2 separate regions of the Homo sapiens genome follow, and region 1 is linked to region 2. A link is an interaction called in ENCODE POLR2A ChIA-PET data of the cell type or tissue named here. Cell type or tissue: MCF 10A. All regions are shown on one strand. Links, peaks and the distances in the headings refer to the core of each region. The heading gives the core; the rest is flanking DNA.

What was found. Peaks named below come from ENCODE experiments on the same cell type or tissue, not always from the same donor. Only the 100,000 strongest peaks of a DNase experiment are listed, where the experiment ranks them.
Region 1: POLR2A ChIA-PET joins it to region 2 with 12 read pairs; 2 of 35 experiments call an interaction of 5 or more read pairs at or near these places.

What each region holds. Positions count from the first base shown.
Region 1 is chr20:20,599,010-20,609,375 of GRCh38, reverse strand. It overlaps RALGAPA2 (Ral GTPase activating protein catalytic subunit alpha 2), which reads left to right. Exons shown (of 40, transcript NM_020343.4): 15 at 3,964-4,201; 16 at 7,530-7,694. Among named protein-coding and RNA genes, the nearest start is that of RALGAPA2, 110 kb to the left of the region's middle. RefSeq lists enhancers at 5,427-5,606, 5,797-5,876. In MCF 10A, for the core only: no CTCF peak of the experiment used is centred there; a DNase peak (open chromatin) is centred at 5,815.
Region 2 is chr20:20,774,863-20,785,228 of GRCh38, reverse strand. No RefSeq gene overlaps it. Among named protein-coding and RNA genes, the nearest start is that of RALGAPA2, 67 kb to the right of the region's middle. In MCF 10A, for the core only: no CTCF peak of the experiment used is centred there; DNase peaks (open chromatin) are centred at 4,588 and 4,918.

The DNA.
Region 1 (10,366 bases), core at 2,748-7,747, 180 kb after region 2:
ATGATTTTGATGTTGTTATTATTTTGGCAGTGGTTAGGTAGATCGAGAAGGATGCTTAAATTAAGAACTAACCAAAAGGCTGGGCATGGTGGCTTACACTTGTAATCCCAGCACTTTGGGAGGCTGAGGCAGGAGGATTGCTTGAGCCCATGAATTCAAAAGCAGCCTGGGCAATAGAGTGAGACCCCTGTCTCTACAAAAAATTTTAAAAAAATTATCCAGCCATAGTGGCATGCACCTGAAGTTTCAGTTACTTGGGAGCTGAGGTGGGAAGATTGCTTGAACCCGGGAGGTTGAGGCTGTAAGCAAGCTATGATTGCATCACTGTGCTGCAGCCTGGTCAAAAGAGCAAGACCCTGTCTCAAAAAACAAACAAAAAAACCTACCATAAAAAATAGTGAAGAGAGGATGAGCTTTTTGGCATTAGGCAGATTGTGTTTCTGATCTCAGCTCTGCTACTCTCTGGCTATGTGGCCTTGAGCACATGACTTTAGCTTTCTGAGTGTCTTCCCTAATCTGTCACAATCAGGAAAGGACTTCTTCTTACCCTGCAGGGTTGTCATGAGAATCAGAGTGGGCCCATTGGGATTTGTGATCATCTGTTGACCTCCCACGTTCTTACGTGAGATGCAAGAGGCAAGAATACTAAGGGTCTGGACTTACCAGCCAGGCTCTCTATTGGGCATCATCTTGGTCCCACGCTGCCGTTAAAACATGCTATCTAATTAGTATTCATTTGATCATGTGGACTGTCTAAAATGGCTAGACACTTGATTTTTTTTTGAAAAATTGAGAACAAGGAGACTGTTAAAAGGGACGGGACATTTTTAAGTTTTTATTACCCTTTTTATCTTTTTCTAGTTCTTCTAGTGTTTGTTTTTTTTTCTGTCAGTAGATAACCTGGGCCACCAAATTTTCTTTAAGTGATGACTGAATTTGACTTAGTTTTAAATATTTACCAAATAATGGTGACTGCCTTATTGCCTTAAGTGATGTTTTAATTTATTATCAGTGCTAAATATGACCTTATGCTTGAAGCTCTGATGGTATATCAGGAAACTGTGGTCCTGCTCTTTGTAATATGAGCCATTACTTTAAAGTTACGCAGTCCCCTTAGTGTGTTGGTAGAGTGAAGTAGGAAGTGGTTGGTTAGCAAATGTTCATAAGAACAGGAGTGATTTATTAGTTAAGGTGTTTTTAAAATACATCTTGTGTGCCAAAATGTATCTGATAAAACATCAAATTTCAGTACTGAAGGAACCTTGGAGAAGCTCTTATGCACTTCTTATTTTTAATGAGAAATGTGACTACAGAAAGGCCAAGTGACTTTCCTAGGTCACAAACCAGGGTAGTCCAGGCTGTTTGTTTCCCTCTTCCTTTTAGAAAATGGTAATTGATTAAAAGGACACCCTGCCTTCATGTCCACAGGTGCCACCACTCACCACCCAACTGTATTTTACCATTTTACCATTTTGCTCTGTGCACGTGTTGTCAGTTGTGAATTATGATGATAATTCAACAGGTCTGCATACATGTTTGTAATATTTGCTAAGTTGATTTTATAAGCTGCAAGAAGTCATTCTGCGCTTGTTTCATAATTAGTCAATAAAGTGAAGCCATTATAAGATCCCCAGTATAGAGCATCTCATTACACCAAGACATCTGCTTTTATCCATGAAGCTGGCGCTATATCCAAATGTGAGTCTGAGTCCTAATAACATTATCAGTCTCTACTTTCTTCTCTTACTTGGCTCAGATTATATTTATTGATCTAATATTTATTAATTTTATTGTCTATAGGTACGTTATGGCAATGGCCTCAAATTCATCTTGAAAGCAGGGGTATAAAAATTAATAGGAGATGGCATTTTAGTCATAATAAAATATTTAATAAAGATAAAATTATTTTATTTTCTTTCATATTTTTAGTTTTACCAAGTTCATACATGTTAGAATCAGACTTTAAATATAAGTGGTTAATATCTTGTTTTTTATATAATTAACTACTTTAGTCCTACTTTAACATTTTTATGTTCTTAAAAAGTGGTAAACACAAATTGAAACAGAGAACAGGCGTATTACAGAAGGACCACTTTAAATAAGATTTTCCAGGTGGTCAGAATAGGCCTGTCTGATTTTATAGACTGATTTCTGTTTATCAGAGTTTTCCTGTATCTATGTTAAAGAGTAAATTCCATTAAAAAATCTATATATAATTTGGGGAAAAAAATTAAGAAGTGAACTCACCTACGCAAAGAAGAATTCCTGACAAGAGTGGGAGCCTATTTGCATCTGGGTTGGGCCAATGCACATGCAAGCTGGTATCTTAACAAGTGCATTTCTCTTTGACACCAGGCTATGGGACTTACATAGACTTTGGGTATAAGGATTCCTTTTCACAAGGCTTAGGAAAGCATTTGTGGCTCATTTGAGATGGACTTGGCTATGTAGAGGCACTTCTTTCAGGGAAGATATATTTGGATTTGAATTTTAAAGGATGGTGAATATTTTGGCAGAGGTAAGGAATGGGGCAATTTTATGGGAAGGAAATATCCAGCATATAGGCATAATTGTCTCATAGGGCTGTCCAGGTGACCAGTTGTAGTGCTGTGGACTATAAGACTGGGGGCAGACACTGATAAGTGAATAGACTGTGAAGGAAAGGTGTGATAGGTGCATTGATGGGGGGAAAATGCAGGGACCTGGAGGACACTTCCTGGAGGCTGGGAGGTGGTGGTGGGGAGATAGTCAAGGATACCTTCTTGGAGGAAGTGATGCACAAATTTTGACCTGAGAAATGAGGGGGAGTTATACAGAAACAAAAAGGAGGAAAGAGAGGGAAGGAAGAGTATGTGCAAAGGCCAGATGCAGGAGCGAGCAGGTGAAGGCACTGAGAGAAAGTCAGTGGAAGAAATTGAATACCTTTTACTATTATGCTCTTTGATAGGTGCCTGAGGGTTGTGTAAGTAGCACTGTCTAGTACCTAGGTAGATAGATCAGGAAACCAGTAGAGAGGTCTAAGCTGGACATGGAGATTCAGAAGTCAGCAGCACACAGAGGATAACTGGAGCCATGGGAATGGAGCCAAAACTCAGGCAGAAGGTGGAAGTGGCCTCAGAAAGGGGAGAACCAGAGCAGTCTGTTGCCTGGGGGATGAGGAAGTGGAGATGGAGCGGGTGTGGAACATTCGTTCAAGAAGTTTGGCTGTGAAAATGGAAGGAAAAGGGCTGTAGCTAGACGGGGGAATCTGGGTTCAAGGGAATTTTTTCTTTTAAGATGAGGAAGAGTTTGGAGTATATTTAAATGCTGAAGAGAAAGAGCTGGGGAAGTGGGGTTGGCTGGAGATTAAAGGAGAGGGGTGGTTAAGAGAGGCATGAAGACTCCGAGGAAGGGGTCCAGAGTGTAAGGGGGCAACAGGGTAGCAGAGCGGGGCCCCTCTTGGAGTTCAGCCCACAGGTGGAGGTGGAGCTGGGTGAATATGGGCAAGAATGTGAGTCCATGGGCAGAGGTTGAGGGGAGTCTCATTGAATGGGTTCTGTTTCTTGTGAAGTCTGCAGTGAATCCATCTGCTCAAAGTCAGGGAGGATTTGGTGGGCTGGCGGTTTTCCTGTAGGAGGTTTGAAGTAGCCACTGTGGATGGTAGGAAAAGAGCAGTCTCAGGAAGCAGAGTTGTCACTGTGCGGAGGGCTTTGTCTTTTCTCTGATTATAGCCAGGGCCAGCTGCAGACACTAGAACAATATTGAATCAGTAACTTTGTTCATAATGATAACTAACTCCCCAATAGCTTAAATTTTGATTATAGTTGGTCAAATGAATTTTGAGAATTAAAAGAAAAACAACTTCCAAAAGTACTTTTTATTTTAAAATTTGTGTTATTAATAGTAATTTAAAACATTTTGTTTAAAAGTATGCTTTTTCCAAATGAAGATGTGTGAATTCTCTTGTTGGTTGGTTGGTTTTAGACGCTCATGGTAGCTTGGATCCGAGCAAACCTCTGTGTGTACATTTCTCGAGAGCTCTGGGATGACTTTCTTGGTGTGCTGTCCTCCCTCACGGAATGGGAGGAACTTATAAACGAGTGGGCCAACATTATGGACTCCTTGACAGCAGTGCTTGCAAGAACCGTTTATGGAGTTGAGATGACAAACCTACCTCTGGATAAATTAAGTGAACAAAAGGAAAAGAAGCAACGAGGCAAAGGTATTTCCACTCTTCCAGGTTAACACCAGATGTCTAGGACTGGGGACGAGTGTGTATTTGTATGACTAAGCAATTAATGCGCGAAATTTTATAATGAACTGAACCAACTACACAGTGTCTTCTTAATAGTGGCATTAATTTGTGTCTCATATCATTCTGTTCCCTTAATGAGATGGTGAATTTCTGAGGAAGCTATGCAAGAAGGAAGATGCAAGGAAGGTAGTAGTAATAGTAGTGATAACTAACAGTAATAATAATGGCTATTACATTGTACATATTATCTCTTTTTACCTTCATAATAACCTAGTGAACTGTAGATACTTGTATTATCCCCATATCACAGACAAAGAAACTGAAGTACAGAGACTTTGCAGGGATGTCCAATCCTTTGGCTTCCCCAGGCCACATTGGAAGAATTGTCTTAGGTCACACATAAAATACAGTAAAACTAACGATAGCTGATGAGCTAAAACAAAAAAAGAAATTGCAAAAAAAAAAAAAATCTCATAATGTTTTAAGAAAGTTTACGAATTTGTGTTGGTCTACACTCAAAGCCATTCTTGGCTTCATGTGGCCCATGGGTCACGGGTTGGACAAGGTTGCCTTACAGTGATTGACTCATCCAAGGCCACATAGTTAAGAAGTGTTTAGAAATCAAAGCTGGATAAATACAACTCAAGATGTCACACTATTAAGATGCATTCTACAGCCTCTCTAGGAAACGTGGAGAAATTCTGAATGCTTCAGATGGGAGCTATTTTGGCTTTGTTGTATTTCTGGGTAAAAGTTGTTTTGGGACTGAGAACCTCAAATGAAAGTTATGTTTTCAAGGTAGAAAACATCAGTGGTAGTTTCTATTAGGAATGACAATTTGGCATCCCCTTAATTACTGTGCTTAAGGATGTGGCATGGTCCTTGGATTAATTCACTTGTACTACACCTTACTCTGTAAAGATTTGAGGCAGCTCATAGAAAGGCATATAGTACAGTAGATCAAATACAAAATAGGGTCAAAATGAGTGAGGTTGCAGGGAACTGCCATTGTGATTAAAATGCCAAAATACATGCCATAGAGCCTCGTGGGCTTGCTGGGGAGATGGAAAAGTCAAACATTGGATTTGATTTTGGTCTTTGCAGGGTTACATCAAATAGAGAATCACAGAGCACATAGGGTAAAAACAATTCAATCACTTAGGTGATGCTTAGCTTTTATTAGGTCCTCCTGAGACTTGGGAGGAATTTTTCCTTCAAAGCTTCTTAAAGGGTACACACTGCTTATTGTGTAGACTACCCTTTAATAATACCAGCTGCCTTATAGACAGTATCAGTGTGCTTTTGCCATGTGACAAATCACCCCAAAACTTATGGCTTAAAATAACAACCACTTATTTATCTTGATTTGATGAGTTGGCAATTTGGGTTGGACTCAGCCAGTCAGTTCTTCTGCTGGTCTTTGCTTCTGTGTTTGCAGTCAACCACGCTGTGAAATAGTCAGCTAGGCAGCTCTACTTTTACGGGTTGACTGGCTGTCAGCAGGGGCAATGAGGTGTGACTGGGCCACGTGTTTCAGCAGCCAGAGGCTAGCTCAGGCTTGTTCACCAAGTGGCTTAGAGTTTCAGGGGCAGTAAGAGGGTAAGCTCAAATTTTCAAGTGCATTTCAAGTCTCTGCTTGTTCAGTTTTGCTACCAAGTAAGTCACGTGATGAAGCCTAATGTCATTACAGGAGAGAACAACAGAGGATGTGGATACAGGGAGGTGTGAACCAGTTACAGTGGTTAGTAAACCATATACACGTATAATAAATGTGGTGGATTCTTATATCTTCATTGAAATCTGAGAATGGCTTGCCAAAGCACTAATTAATAAAAGCAAGTTAGTAAGAAGCCAAAATAAAGTAGTTGAAGTACATGGCAATCCAGTGGAACAGTTTAATCCCAATGTAGATTTAGACTGTCTAATGCAATGATTTTCTAACATTTTTAACAGATCCGTTTTTCTTCCCGGTTGAAGGTATACACAACTCCTTTCTAAAGAAATAGACTGGAGATTTAGGATTGAAGTAGGGGCAGGGAGCCAAGAGTCTGGGCCCTTGGCGTCCATCTAGTCCTCTCTGACAGCTCTGAGGACCTTTGTGTAAACCCGGGGCCTGAGAGGACCCAGATACTTCCAACTAGGAACTTGCCTCCCTAAGACAGTCGTTCTCAGCCCAGAAGAGAACTTACCTGGCTAAGGATACCTTTCAGGCCAGAGGAGGAGAGCTGAAATAGGAGATAAGGACCTACCTTCAATTGTTGTAATCCATGCACGAGTGCACATGTGTGCATACACTACACACACACACACACACACACACACACACACGCCTGCCATTCTGCAAGATTCTCTTCCTACCCACAGATTCATCTAAAGAGACAGACTTATCTTAGGAAGGCAAACAACTTCGAAAACACTGTTTTCAAAATGTACCGAACACATTATTTAATTAGTGACCATGACTAATATTTCTGATTTATGTTGCTTTATTCTAAAAAGGATTTAAATATTTATTATAGAAACACTTGCCTTCTAAGGGCTAGACTACTAGAAACAAAAAGCACAGGCAGAGGAAACTGGGTGTGGAAACATGCCACAGGTGGCAGCCACTGGCCACATCATACCTGTGCAGAAATCTGTAAGTCTGCCATTCTCTTTCCTCCTCTATTTCTTTTGGTCCATAGCCTCTCATTGAAATAATTAACCAGAACAATATGAGGAAAAATAAAAGTTGAATCTCAGACTACAATGTTTTATTGTTTTGGACCTTTGCTAAAATAGGATTTTGTATTATTTGTAGATTTTCATTATCCTGCCCATTTGACTGAATCCACATTAGAGTTTATAGGCATGGATTGCTCTGGGGATTTGTGGAGGGGTTGGTGTCTACAGGATGCAGTACTATTCTAACATCAGGATCTCTGAGTTTTTGGTTTATAAGTAGTGGTTTTTGGAGTGTCCTGGGAACAGTAGTATAACTTCATTTGATATTGTTCTTGTATTGAGAAAGGTTTATTAATACTTTCTTTTGTATATTGGAATGAGTACTATGAAGATATAATAATATCCATAAGACTGTTTTAGATTCTTGAAAATATTTTGGCAACAAGAATTCTTAAATTAGTGACATATGAGCAACTTCCTAAATTGCAGTGTAAGGAAGTGGTACTTAATTTGTGACAAGGAAACCTGCTGATTATATATAGTTGTAGGTACACCATTTGCTGAGCAACACAAGCGTGAAATGAATAATAATGAATTCAGCCTTTAGATTATTTTTCTTTTCCTTTATCAGGCTGTGTTCTAGATCCTCAGAAAGGAACCACCGTGGGGAGGTCCTTTTCTCTCAGCTGGCGGAGCCACCCAGATGTGACCGAACCGATGCGATTTAGGAGTGCCACCACGTCTGGAGCACCGGGAGTGGAAAAGGCAAGAAATATTGTTCGCCAAAAAGCAACTGGTAAACATTTATTTAAATGCTTCTCAAAAATCTAATTGTTATCTAAAATAAATTTATAGGCATAAAGTGTGTTAAAAATTCTACTCAAAATTTAAATATTAGACCTTATATTAAATGAAATGTCTCTACATCTTTTTAGCTTTATGCTCTGGTTACTTTTCAAATCACAGTTTTCAGTTACTTATTTCTAAATCCTCCATTGTGAGAAAGAACTTGTGATGTTGATATTGAGTGAGATATTTGTGCGAAATAGAGAAAATACAGGTTTTGTTTGAACCTTGAAGAAAATAGATTGTTAATAAATACACCAGTAGTTGCACTATTGTCAGTGTTAAACAATATTAATCTTTAGAGTGTGGCAACCTGTTTCAGCAAAGAAAAGGAGAATTTCAGGACTGGATAGACATTTTCATTTTTTGCTCCTTTGGAAAATTGAGCCTTTTCATGCCTGTGGATGTTATCTTTGCAGCGTATTTCAGTTAACAACTTGACCAACAACCCCCAGTTAATTGGACTACTTTGCTACATTTTACTCTTTTTTTCTTTTCTTTTCTTTTCTTCTCTTCTCTTTTCTTTTTTTTTGAGACAGAGTCTCGCTCTGACGCCCAGGCTGAAATGCAATGGTGTGATCTCAGCTCACTGCAACCTCTGCCTTCCGGGTTCAAGCAATTTTCCTGCCTCAGCCTCCTGAGTAGCTGAGATTACAGGCGCGTGCCACGACGCCCGGCTAATTTTTGTATTTTTAGTAGAAACAGGGTTTCACCATGTTGGTCAGGCTGGTCTCGAATTCCTGACCTCGTGATCTGCCCGCCTCGGCCTCCCAAAATGCTGGGATTACAGGCGTGAGCCACTGCGCCCGCCCTACATTTTACTTTTAAAACAAAAAGTGAACTCTTTAAAAAGAAGCTTGTATACGGCATTTAATAAGAATAAATAAAGCCACCTCCTCCCCAGTGACTTTGAGCCTGTAACTTAGGTTTAAGACAATTGTAATTGATATTTAACATGTTGACTTCAGAAAGTCGCAAGATCCTCTGGCCATAAAACAAAGATTCATTAAAGCTTAACATATTCTATAGTGCTTAGTAAAGGCTTAATACAGATGGTTTAGAATCCTGTTGGAGTTTTTATGAAAATATATTCCACCTTAACTGTAACTCTCTCATACTTTTTTGCTGTAGCATTTGCTGGAAATTATCACCTTATTTACATGCACAGCCTATTCTGCTTCTTTCTTTCTTTCTGTCATTCTCTCCCCTGAGGAGAGACCCAATTCTTTGTTAGCAGGCAACTTTTGAGGATGCTCATTCACTGATTTCCTTTCTCATTCCAATTCCTAAAAACTATTTGCTTTTATCATTGGATTCTTTTTTTGTTTTGTTTTTTGAGTCGGAGTCTCATGCTGTTGTTCAGGCTGAACCGCAGTGGAGCGATCTCAGCTCATTGCAACCTCTGCCTCCCAGGTTCAAGCGATTCTCCTGCCTCAGCCTCCTGAGTAGCTGGGACTACAGGTGCGCACCACTATGCCAGGCTAATTTTTTTTTTCTTCAGTAGAGACGGGGTTTCGCCATGTTGGCCAGACTGTTCTCGTACTCCTTACCTTAGGTGATCTGCCCGTCTCTGTTTCCCAAAGTGCTGGGATTACAGGAGTGAGCTGCCATGCCCAGCTCTTCTATCATTGGATTTTTTTTTTATTTTTTATTTTTTTTGAGACAGAGTCTTAAAAAAAAGCCCAGGCTGAAGTGCAGTGGTGTGATCTTGGCTCATTGCAACCTCTACCTCCCAGGTTCAAGCGATTCTACCACCTCAGCCTCCCGAGTAGCTGGGATTACAGGCATGCACCACCATGCCCAGCTAATTTTTGTATTTTTAGTAGAGATGGGGTTTCACCATGTCGGTCAGGCTGGTCTTGAACTCCTGATCTCAGGTGATTTGCCTGTCTTGGCCTTCCAAAGTGTTGGGATTACAGGCTCCCAGCCTATTGGGAATTCGAATAGGCAAAGGGTAGGAGAAAGGGCAGTAGGGTAAAAAGTTTGTTCCGGTTTTTGCAAATGTGTTACTATCATTTGTAGTTCCATTTCATTAATGTTAACTGATGTCATATGAAAATAGTAAAGCAGCAAGTAAATCTTTATATTTTTGTTTTAGAATAAAACTGATTTTACAGATTGTGGTTTTACATATATGAAGCACGTTTTCCTCCTATGTTCATTCAATTCCTCCAATATTTATTTGACTAGCAGTATATAGAAAACATAAGAACACCGTAAAGTAGACACTTAAGATGTATGGATTTAATAAGCATGAAATGTGACATAAAAGGATGGGTTTCATGGAGATTTTACCTTTTCCTCAAATATCAAATCTTTTAATGTTCAACTTGACTTTTATGTGTTCTTGAGCTTTTTGGATATTTAATTTACTAAATGATTTGCTTTTGAATACAGTCAGCTCTCAGCAAACCAACTTCTGAATGAAGGCCAGATATGCCCTCTCTCACCATGGTCTTTTTGTATTTGTCCTTTAGGAAAGGAAAACTGATTATAATGTCTGTCCAGGCAAATAACCTGAATGTGAATCTGATACACAGCAGAAAGAAGGAAAGGCTAAACATATAAAGCATTTCAAAATAAAATTATTTGTGGATTGCCCATTGTCCTGTGTCATGAGAA
Region 2 (10,366 bases), core at 2,529-7,528:
TGAACTCCAGTTTCTTCAACAGATATAGCAGAAGAAAATAAAAAGAGATGCGGGGAAAACTATAGATTAAAAGAGACTTAAGCAACACCTGACACAGCAACCTCATCATAGTGTGGATCTTACTGGGATTCAAACAAACTGAAAAAAATTATGTTGTTTATAAGACAATTGGAAACATAAATGACAATATTAAGAAATTACTGTTAATTTTTTCAGTCTAATAATATGATAGTGTGGCTATATTTAAAACAGTGCTGGCCAGGTGCTGTGGCTGACGCTCATAATCCCAACATTTTGGGAGGCTGAGGTGGGCAGATCACTTGAGGCCAGGAGTTTGAGACCAGCCTGGCCAATATGGAGAAACCCCATCTCTACTAAAAATGCAAAAATTAGCTGGGTATGGTGGCGGGCGCCTGTAATCCCAGCTACTCAGGAGACTGACACACAAGAATCGCTTGAACCCAGGAGGTGGAGGCTGCAGTGAGCTGAGGTCATGCCACTGCACTCCAGCCTGGGCAACAGAGCAAGACTCTGTCTCAAAAAATAAAATAAAATAAAATAAAATAATAAAATAAAATAAAATAAAATAATAAAATAGTGCTATTTTAGAGCAATATACCAAAACATTTGTGAACGACATGATATAATGTTTAAGATTTACATCAAAATAATATGGGAGTGGGTTTGGATGGAGCAGAACTGGCCATGGGTTGATGGTTGTTGGGGCTGATGATGAGCAGATGGGGACATGGGGTCCTGTACACTTTTCTGTTGGCTTTTACAAATTTTTCAAATTTTTCAGATTTTCCACAATAGAAAGTTAAATAAATAAGCTCATCTTCCTTAGAAAGATTGACAGGATTAGCCCATCCGATTCTGATGATTTCCAGGACCCCCCCGCATCACATGCACATACACACACACACACACACACAAACATACACACACTTACAGTTCAGTCCATACTTAACCAACATTGTGCACTGGTTTGGTGCTTTGCTGTTATTGTATTTTCTCTCTTATTGGCCTGATAGCCAATGATTCCATCTGTACAAAAGCAATCTGTGCCCCTGGATCCCTTCTGGCCCCATAAGAACTATGAAGCTGCTCCATCCCCCTTCTCTCCAGGGTCCCCTTGGGTGGTCCCTACCCCTATGCACCAACTCCTGCCATTCACAATCTTGTCAGGAATCCTGATGACTGTTCTGTATTCTCTCTTAGTGATGGAGAGCCACTGGCTCTTTCAAACATGAAAAAACATGAAGTTTAAAAAAAAAGCCCACCCATAACTCCCCAAACAGCTCCCCGGGGATAAAAGCATTCCTTTGCAAATTATTATCTCAAGCTTAAATCCCTGGACCATTTCATGTTCAAAAAATGCTAATGGTTTTCTAACTTTTATCAAGAAAGTCTTGGATACTGATATAACCTAGTCTTTTAGCTGCCGAGGTGGTCATCATATTCTTAGCTGGAATTGGATGTAATAAGAATAAGCAGGCAGTTGCAGCCCAGCTCCAGAATGAACGAAGCCCCAGGCTGATGCTGCATGGTAACTAATGTTGACAATCTTAACACTTCAATTCCCTTCAGAGACTTTGATATGAATGTTCCAGAACAACAGTTCTGTCCAATCTGCTGATCCCACAGACGCAGGAAATGACAAAACACCCTGTCCTGCAAGAAGACCCCGTTGCCTACACGAGGTTTCTGACAAATGCTTTTTCCTGACAAACACGTGAGCTCAGCTTTGCAGAGGATGAGAAATCAGAGGCTAAAAACTGAGGATGGTCTCACGTGGAGCCCAGTCTATAAGTGGAGGATCATAGTGCATGGAGACTGAAGGGTATGGGGAGGGACCATAGGTAGCTTTTAAGCCTATAATCTTCTTACTCTTGTCCAGATGGCTTAGCTGTGTATGTCTTCAACAACGGCTTGACATGGTTAGTAAAGTACTGGACTTAAGGCTCTGGGAATACAAATACAGCTGTCTTTAGGATGCAGCCAGGTAATGCCTGGGTACAAACTGGACAGAGCAATATATGTCATATTAAGCAGGCATGATGGCCTTTGCTTCTAAAAGAAACATGCATTTGCCTATTTTTCTTGAAACACATGGGTTTCTGTATCATTTTCCCTCTTGGTGGGGGCATGTGGGTGTAAACTTTATTTCCCTCTTCCCTGTAAGTAAAATAACATAGCAAGTGGGTTGATAATTGGCAACTTATATTCAGCCCAGTCACAGGAAGGGGTAGGGTGGGGTGGGGATCAGGTATGCTGGGAGGGTGTGGCCACTGCTCAGCTCACTGGGGTTAGTGCCTCATGGAACCCAGCATTGCCAGGTCTTCCCGTTGCTGAAGGAAAATCAGAAATGTAGATACTTGCAAAAAATCTAATTTTTAAAGTTTGGTAACTTATTCAGATCTATACACATTTTTAAATATATTGCAGGACAAGCTAACAAAACCTGTCTGTGGGTGAGCTCTGGCCCTCAAGACCATGTGTTTGCAGCCTCTGCATAAACTAACTGGAAAAGAGTTAACCCTTGAACTTTCTTTCCTCATAAAAATGTCGCTCTTTGGCAATAACACTTTCCCAAATCTTTTTTGTGTTCTGTTTGACTTACGAGGCATAAATAAAAAGTACATCCTGCCATGTGAACTTCTACCTCCTCCACACGGTAGAAACACTTTCCTGTTTCATCGTTGGATGCTATGGTTTTTGAATCCTTTTTCTTTAAGAACTTGCCTTTATCTCATTCCTTTGGGCCAGAAGCCTACTTTGCTGAGAAAACTTGGCAGGTTATATTAGGAAAGTGCGGAGCCTAGCAAATTCCCCTATCAGCTGCTCTGAAACCCATGACCCCACAGAGCGGAGCCTGTGCTCTGCTATTTCTGCCTGCCCTCGGGAGGACGTTTTATCAAAAAACACATGAGGCACTTCTGGCCTGTATGCCCAAGACAAGTTTATGAGCACCGATTTAAATGGGCATAGGGAATACCTCTTGGTAATAATTGTCTTATTTTATTGTTACCTTGATTGCCAGAACAACAACAAAAAAGGTTTTTATGACTAGTAAAAGGAAAGGGGTTAGCCACTTCTTTCCTCTCCCACTAGGCCAAGAATTCACTTCTCACCCCTTCTCCCTGCTTTCTATTTGTAATTAGGCCATAGATGCTATAATCCAACGGGCTTTATAATTTTACCTCCTGGGAACAGCTACTCAGTTGGGTCATCCTCAGGTAACAGGGGTTTATGCCAAGAAAAGATGAGGAACAAAAGCAACAGGAAAATTAGGAACTCACAGACAGTTGTGCTGAGGGAGGCCTCACAGGGACTGAAATTCAGGACTCCTGTCTGGGACCAAGAGCAGTTCCTGATCCCAGGGGCTCAGTTCCATTGAGGAGACATTGAACCCCCAGCCCACAACAGGAGGAGTTCACCCATCCGCCACCTTTATGGATGCTGGACTGAATCGTGTGCCCCACAAATTCATATTTTGATATGCTAGCCCCCAGAAACTCAGAATGTGACCTTCTTAGGAGTTAAGGCCTTTAAACAGGTAATAAAGGTAAAACGAGGTCACACGGGCAGTTCCTACTCCAATGTGACTGGTGTCCTTAGGAGAAGAGGAGATGAGGACACAGGCACTTGCAGGAGGAAAAGCGTGTGCAGACACATGGAGCAGATGGCCACCTGCAAGCCAATGAGAGAGGCCTGAGAGGAAGCCACCCTGCCCAACGAGAAGCCAACCCCGCCGACAACACCTTGATCTCCAGCTCCAGCCTCCAGCACAGCGAGAACTCCGTTTCAGGGCTCAGCCACTTTTGCCCCTGTTGCTCCGCAGTTACCGCCACCACCCACCATCCTAGCCCCTGAATATCTCTGTGTCCCCACTTGAGCTGACTCAGAACTTCTGCCCCTGCAGAGCACTCCGGTCAACCCTCCTTGCAAGGTGCTGGGTCAGGTGCCCCATCCTGTTGCAACCCTATGTCCAGGAGGTCACAGGATATGCTCTGAAGCCACCTAGGGCTGTCTGCCTTGGCATGAGCTGCAGGAAGGGACTCCCTTCCAAGAAAGAAGTACGTCTATACACATGTGTGTGCATATGTGAAACATGCTTAGGTTGGCACATCCCCACCCTCATTTATCCAAAAGCCAGTTTATTCTAGAAAATGTGAACTAGTCTACAGTGATGATGAGGTGGGGGTTTGCAGTGGGGTTTGAGAAAATTTTAGGGAGGAAAGACATGCTTTGTGATTCGATTGCGTCCATGATTTTGATTATGGCCATGGATTTATGTTTATCTTCCCAAAACTCACGAAATCATACCCATTACAACATGGATGCTGTTTATTGCATTAAATGAAACCTCAATAAAGTTGATTTTTGTTAAAGCCACTTTAGGAAGCTAGTTTCTGGATATTTGGCACCATTGGGGTATGACAGAGAAGTCTGGAGGCTTAGGCCAAGTGCTAGAGAGGGCTCAGAAACCTCCCCTGGCTCAGCCTGTAACATGAACCTGCAGTTTCTCCACCTTCTTGGCTTGGCAGACAGTGCGGTTGGTAGGCAAGGACCGGCTGTGTTGCGAAATGCCGGCACCAACTCCCAGGCAGCTAGAGTGAGCAGCAGAGTCAAATGAAGGTGTTGAGCAACCACTAAAGAGGAAGTCTCAGCTAATTATGGTGATGATTGCTATAGTGGTGATCTGACACCTCCTTTTCAGGGAGTATAAGAAAATACCCTCTGGTCTGAGCCCCTCTTGTTCATCCCCACTGTGTTCAAAAACTACATTTTCTCAAAATTCGATTGCAATTGTAGCTCGGTTTCCATTTTGGAGTGCAAGCTTTGATATCCCCATCAGTACAAGTATTTAATGAGGCAATGTTGCTTGCAACATAACCTGGAAGGAATCCTGCTAGCATCTAGAAGGGACACGCCCAGACCATGCCAAGCCCTGGCTTCACTCTTGCTGGGTTTGGTACATGCTGAGTTGAGCAAGGATAGATGGACCAATTACATTGCTATTAATTAAAAAAAAATAGAGTTTAAAGACACAGAGAATTTTTTTAATGTTTTGAAAACAGAAACAAATATTGATCAGATATTCCTTTTTAATAAACCTCTTATTGAGCTACAGCATAATACAGAAATGTGCACCAATTATAGAGGAACAGCTTTATTGCTGTATAACACAGTATTCTACTCTATGACAGCACCATAATTTATTTATGCATTCTACTCTTGCTGAGTATTTGGATCCTTCCCAGTTTGGGGTGCAGGGGATGACAAGGTAATGCCTTTTCCTCACTCATCACAAGGGTTGTGGCTGACACTCTTCTACCAAAAGACAGGCCAGCAAGAGAAAAAGTATAACACATATGTTTATCCAAGTTTTACATGATATGGGAGACTTCAGAAGTGAAGACCCAAACCCCAGGGAAAACTGTTTCATTTTGCCCTGTTTTGTATGCTAAGTCCGAATAAAGAAGTGGATAGTTGTGGAGAAGCGTGATTGGACAAAAAGTCCAATGATAATAAAAGGGATGGAGTGGGAGAACCCAGCAAAGACCCTTTACTTGTTCAGGTTCTTTCCGTTTTTTTCCTTTCCTTTTCTTTCTTTCTTTCTTTCTTTTTTTTTTTTTTTTTTTTGAGACAGTCTTGCTCTGTCACCCAGGCTGGAGTACAGTGGCGCGATCTAGGCTCACTGCAACCTCTACCTCCAGGGTTCAAGTGATTCTTGTGCCTCAGCCTCCCAAGAAGCTGGAATTACAGGAGTGCACCACCACACCCGGCTAATTTTTGTATTTTTAGTAGAGACGGGGGTTTTACCATGTTGGCCAGGCTTGTCTCCAACTCTTGGCCTCAAGCAATCTTCTCACCTTGGCCTCCCGAAGTGCTGGGATTACAATGCAACTGGCCTTTAATTTTTTTCTTAGATTTATCATTTATTTTTTATCTTTTAATTTTTTACAGTTATTTAAGATTTTTAAAATGTTTGTTCATATTATTGGCCTCTGTGTATACAGCATTTCTTCCTCCTAGATCCAAGCAGGATCCCTCTTGGAAGAGGGTCTTATGGCCTACCTTCAGAGGAGGCGTATCAGAGAGTGTCCTTTCTAGCTTTTGTGGCTTGCCTTGGGGGAAAGGAGTTCTAGTTTCTATGACCCACTTCAGGAAAAGAGGAATCCTGGTTTCTATGACATGGCTTGCGGGAGGAAAGGGAGAGGAGAACAAGGGCAGGAGGAGGTCAGAGGCTTTGCTTCTGAGGCCCCTCCAGTCTCCTTCAGTTCAGAGTACTCAGCACGCCAAGGGGCCATACTTCAGGGTATTGTGTGCTGAGCCCCAGGCAGAGGTTAATATGAACTGTGCTGCTGTGAACATTTTAGTACATTTCCATAGATGAGTACATGTTCAGAATTCTGCCAAAAATGCTTGGCTCAGATGTTTAGTTTTCTAACAAATAATTTTCTAAAATGACTGTAGTAACATTTACTTCCACCATTTGTATATAAGCATTTCTACTGTTTCTCCTCCTTGCTAACACTGGTTTTTATATCTTTTTTTATTATAGCCATTCTGGGTCAAAAATTTATTTGAGAAAAAAATTGATAAGCTGGGAAGGAATCGTCATCATAAATATTTTCTATTGGGCAAATTTTGTTTCTTTTTATTTACTTTTTACTTTTATTATTTTTTTTAAGAGATAGTGTCTTGCTCTGTTGCCCAGACTGGAATGTAGTGGCATCATCATAGCTTACTGCAGCCTCAACCCTCTGGGTTCCAGCAATCCCACCTTAATCTCCTGAGTAGCTGGGACTACAGGCACACACCACCATGCCTGGCTAATTTTTTTTTTTTTTGGCCAGGCATGGTGGTATGTGCCTGTAGTCCCAGCCACTCAGGAGGTCTTGCTGTGTTGCCCAGGCTGGTCTTGAACTCTGGGCCTCAAGTGATCCTCCCACCTTGGCCTCCCAAAGCACTGGGATTGCAGGCATGAGCCACCACACCTGGCAAATTTTATTTCTTACAGAATTAAATACATAAAAAGTTTTCCAGCCTCAGACAATCAATTGTATACTTCATATCAGAAGACCTCCAAATGTAATTAAGCCTAAGACTCCACTGAACAATACTGAACAAGACTCAACATGATAAATATTGTAATGTGGTAGTAGGAATGGAAACTGGTGCAGCCATTTGGGCAGGTAGAGTCTATGTCTCTGGAACTAACCATATTTGACTCTCAGATGTGGAGACAAATCAATGTCTTTGGTGTTTTTAGCAATGTACAGTAAATTACTGAGTTTACCATCTCAGACCATGGGCAGAGCAATGCATTGCAATGGAACCTACTAATTAATTGTCAGTGTGCACTGTTTGCTCCATGTTTCCTTACACAAATAAGTTAAGTCGTATACACTGTATTTAAACTCAAGGTTTTGTTCTGTTCCTGGAAGCTATATTGAGGCACCCTGAAAAGAACTGAAATAGTAACAAAAACTCAGCTAATTGAAAAGCAAGACTACTTGCGACCTACCAATGGCCAAGTGTCAGTAAGCGGTGAGTGGGAAGAGGCCCACCATCCCAAGGAAGTTTTTGAACAGTTGCTCAGCTGAACAACCCAGCATTGAGCCCCTGGTTTTGTTCAGTTTACTCTTGAAGTTTGACACCTAGAATTATCTTGCCCACTACCAGTACCAATTAACACAGATTTCATAAATACTGTCCATGAATAGTGTCCTCTTGACATCTTGAATTCTTTTATGTGGTTACTCAAGGGTGGCATGTTACAGCTGGTCTTCTCTGTGATGGCAAAATGAGTGAACAAACTCTCAGCACATGCTTATGCTTAGTTGGGATTTCATTTAAGATATGAAGATCATGCTTCTTATTTAATTCCAAAGTCTTTATTTGAATGCATCTAAATGTTAGACAAAATTCCTGTTCTTTTTTGGCTGCTAAAGAGATTTTTCCACACTTAGAACCAAATGCTTTCATGATAAACTCATAAATGAAGCCCATCTATAACTGTGAGTTCCACTGGACAAAAATAACCGTTGACATTCTCTTCAGAGCTTACTGCAGGAATATGGACTTGTCTATCTATCCTGATGTGGTAAGAACCCTCAGGGGTCATAGCCTCCAGCCCCTTTTCCCCAGGATCTGCCAGACAACCCTAAAGAATACTTCGTTTCCTCTAAGTTAAGAGTGGTTTATTGTAGTTCAGGAGTTCCTGAAAGAATTCAAGGATTACAGTCCTTGGGCTCTGCAGTGCATGTCTGACTTTCCATATATAGGAAGCTAGCTTCCAGACACCAAATGATATGTCAGTTACCTATAAAGTGTATTTTGCAAACAAATTAAAAATACATCCTGGGGGCTGGGCGCAGCGGCACTGGCCTGTAATCCCAGCACTTTGGGAGGCCGAAGTGGGTGGATCACCTGAGGTCAGAACTTCGAGACCAGTGTGGCCAACACCGCGAAACCCCGTCTCTGCTAAAAATACAAACATTAGCAGGGCGTGTCGGTGGGCACCTGTAATCCCAGCTACTCAGGAGGCTGAAGCAGGAGAATTGCTTGAACCTGGGAGGTAGAGGTTGCAATGAGCTGAGATTGCACCATTGCACTCCAGCCTGGGAGACAAGAGTGAAACTCCATCTCGAAAAAAAAAAAAAATACATCCTGGGAATTTCCTCAACTGGACAAAAGGTGTCTATAAAAAATCAACAGCTAACATCATGCTTAAAGGTAAAACACTAAAAGCTTTCCTCCTAACTTCAGAAAAAATCAAGGATACCTGCACTTGTCACCTCTATTCAACAGTATAGTGGAGATTTTAGCCATAGTAATTAGTCAAGAAAAAGAAATAAAAGCCATTCATATTGGAAAGGAAGAATAAAACTATTTCTATGTGTAGATGACATGATTTTGACAATTGAGACACCTAAGGAATCCACAAATAAACCCAAAAACTACTAGAACTAATAAACAAGTTCAGCAAAATTGTAGGATAGAAGCTCATTATAGAAAAACCAAGCTCATTATAGAATTAGCATATTTCTATATGCTAATAATGAACAGTCCAAAAGTGTAATTAAGAAAACAGTTCCATTTACAATAATACCAATAAGGATAAAATATTTCATAATAAATTTAACAAAAAAGTGTAGAACTTATACACTAAAAACTATAAAACATTGTTTAAAAAATGTTTGGATTGAAAACCTTCATATTGTTAAGATGGTAATACTCTTCAAACTGGTTTACAAATTTTATGCTTTCCCTATCAAAATTCCAGCTGGCTTTTTTATAGAAATGAGTAAGCTGATCCTAAATTTCATATGAAAATGCAAAGGTCCCAAAATAGCCAAAACAATGAAAAAATAAAAAAGAAAGCTGGAGGACACACACTTCCCGGTTTCAAAATTTACTACAAAATGACAGTAATCAGGCCAGACGTGGTGGCTCACACCTGTAATCCCAGCACTTTGGGAAGCCGAGGCAGGTGGATCACCTGAGATCAAGAGGTTCAGATCAGCCTGGCCAACATGGTGAAACCCTATCTCTACCAAAAATACAAAAAAAAAAAAAAAAAGAAAAAAAAAGCCAGGTGTGGTGTCAGGCACCTGTAATCCCAGCCACTCAGGAGGCTGAGGCAGGAGAATGGCTTGAACCTGGGAGGCAGAGTTTGCAGTGAGCCGAGGTTGTGCCATTGCGCTCCAGCCTGGGCAACAAGAGTGAAACTCTGTCCCAAAAAAAGGAAAAAAACAGTAATCAAGATTGTGTGGTTCTGGCATGTGTGTTTATTGACCATTCCAATTGAAGTGAAATTTGTTGAAAGATAATTCAATTGTGTTTTTTAGCTCAATTGGAGTTTATTTTTGTTTTTGTTTTGTTTTGTTTTTTTGAGATGGGGTCTCACTCTGTCGCTCAGGCTGGAGTGCAGTGGTGCGATCACGGTTCACTGCAGCCTCGACCTCCCCAGGCTCAGGTGATCCTCCACCTCATCCTCTCAAGTAGCTGGGACCACAGGCACACACAACCATGCCCAGCTAATTTTTTGTATTTTTTGTAGAGACAGAGTTTCACCATGCTGCCCAGGCTGGGAGTTATTTAAAAAAGAAAATTAAAAGCAATTATGCTAATACAGTTTGTATTAAAGATATATAAGATAGGTTCCTTTTCCAGATGCTTTTTAAGCTAGGATGTGTTAAAATCCTAATCCCCGGTACCTCAGAATGTGCACTTACTTGAAATAGGGTCCTCACAGAGGTTAAGATGAGATCATTAAGATGAGGGTGGGCTGTAATCCAATATAACTGATGTCTTTATAAAAAGGAGACATTTGGACACGTAGATGGGCACG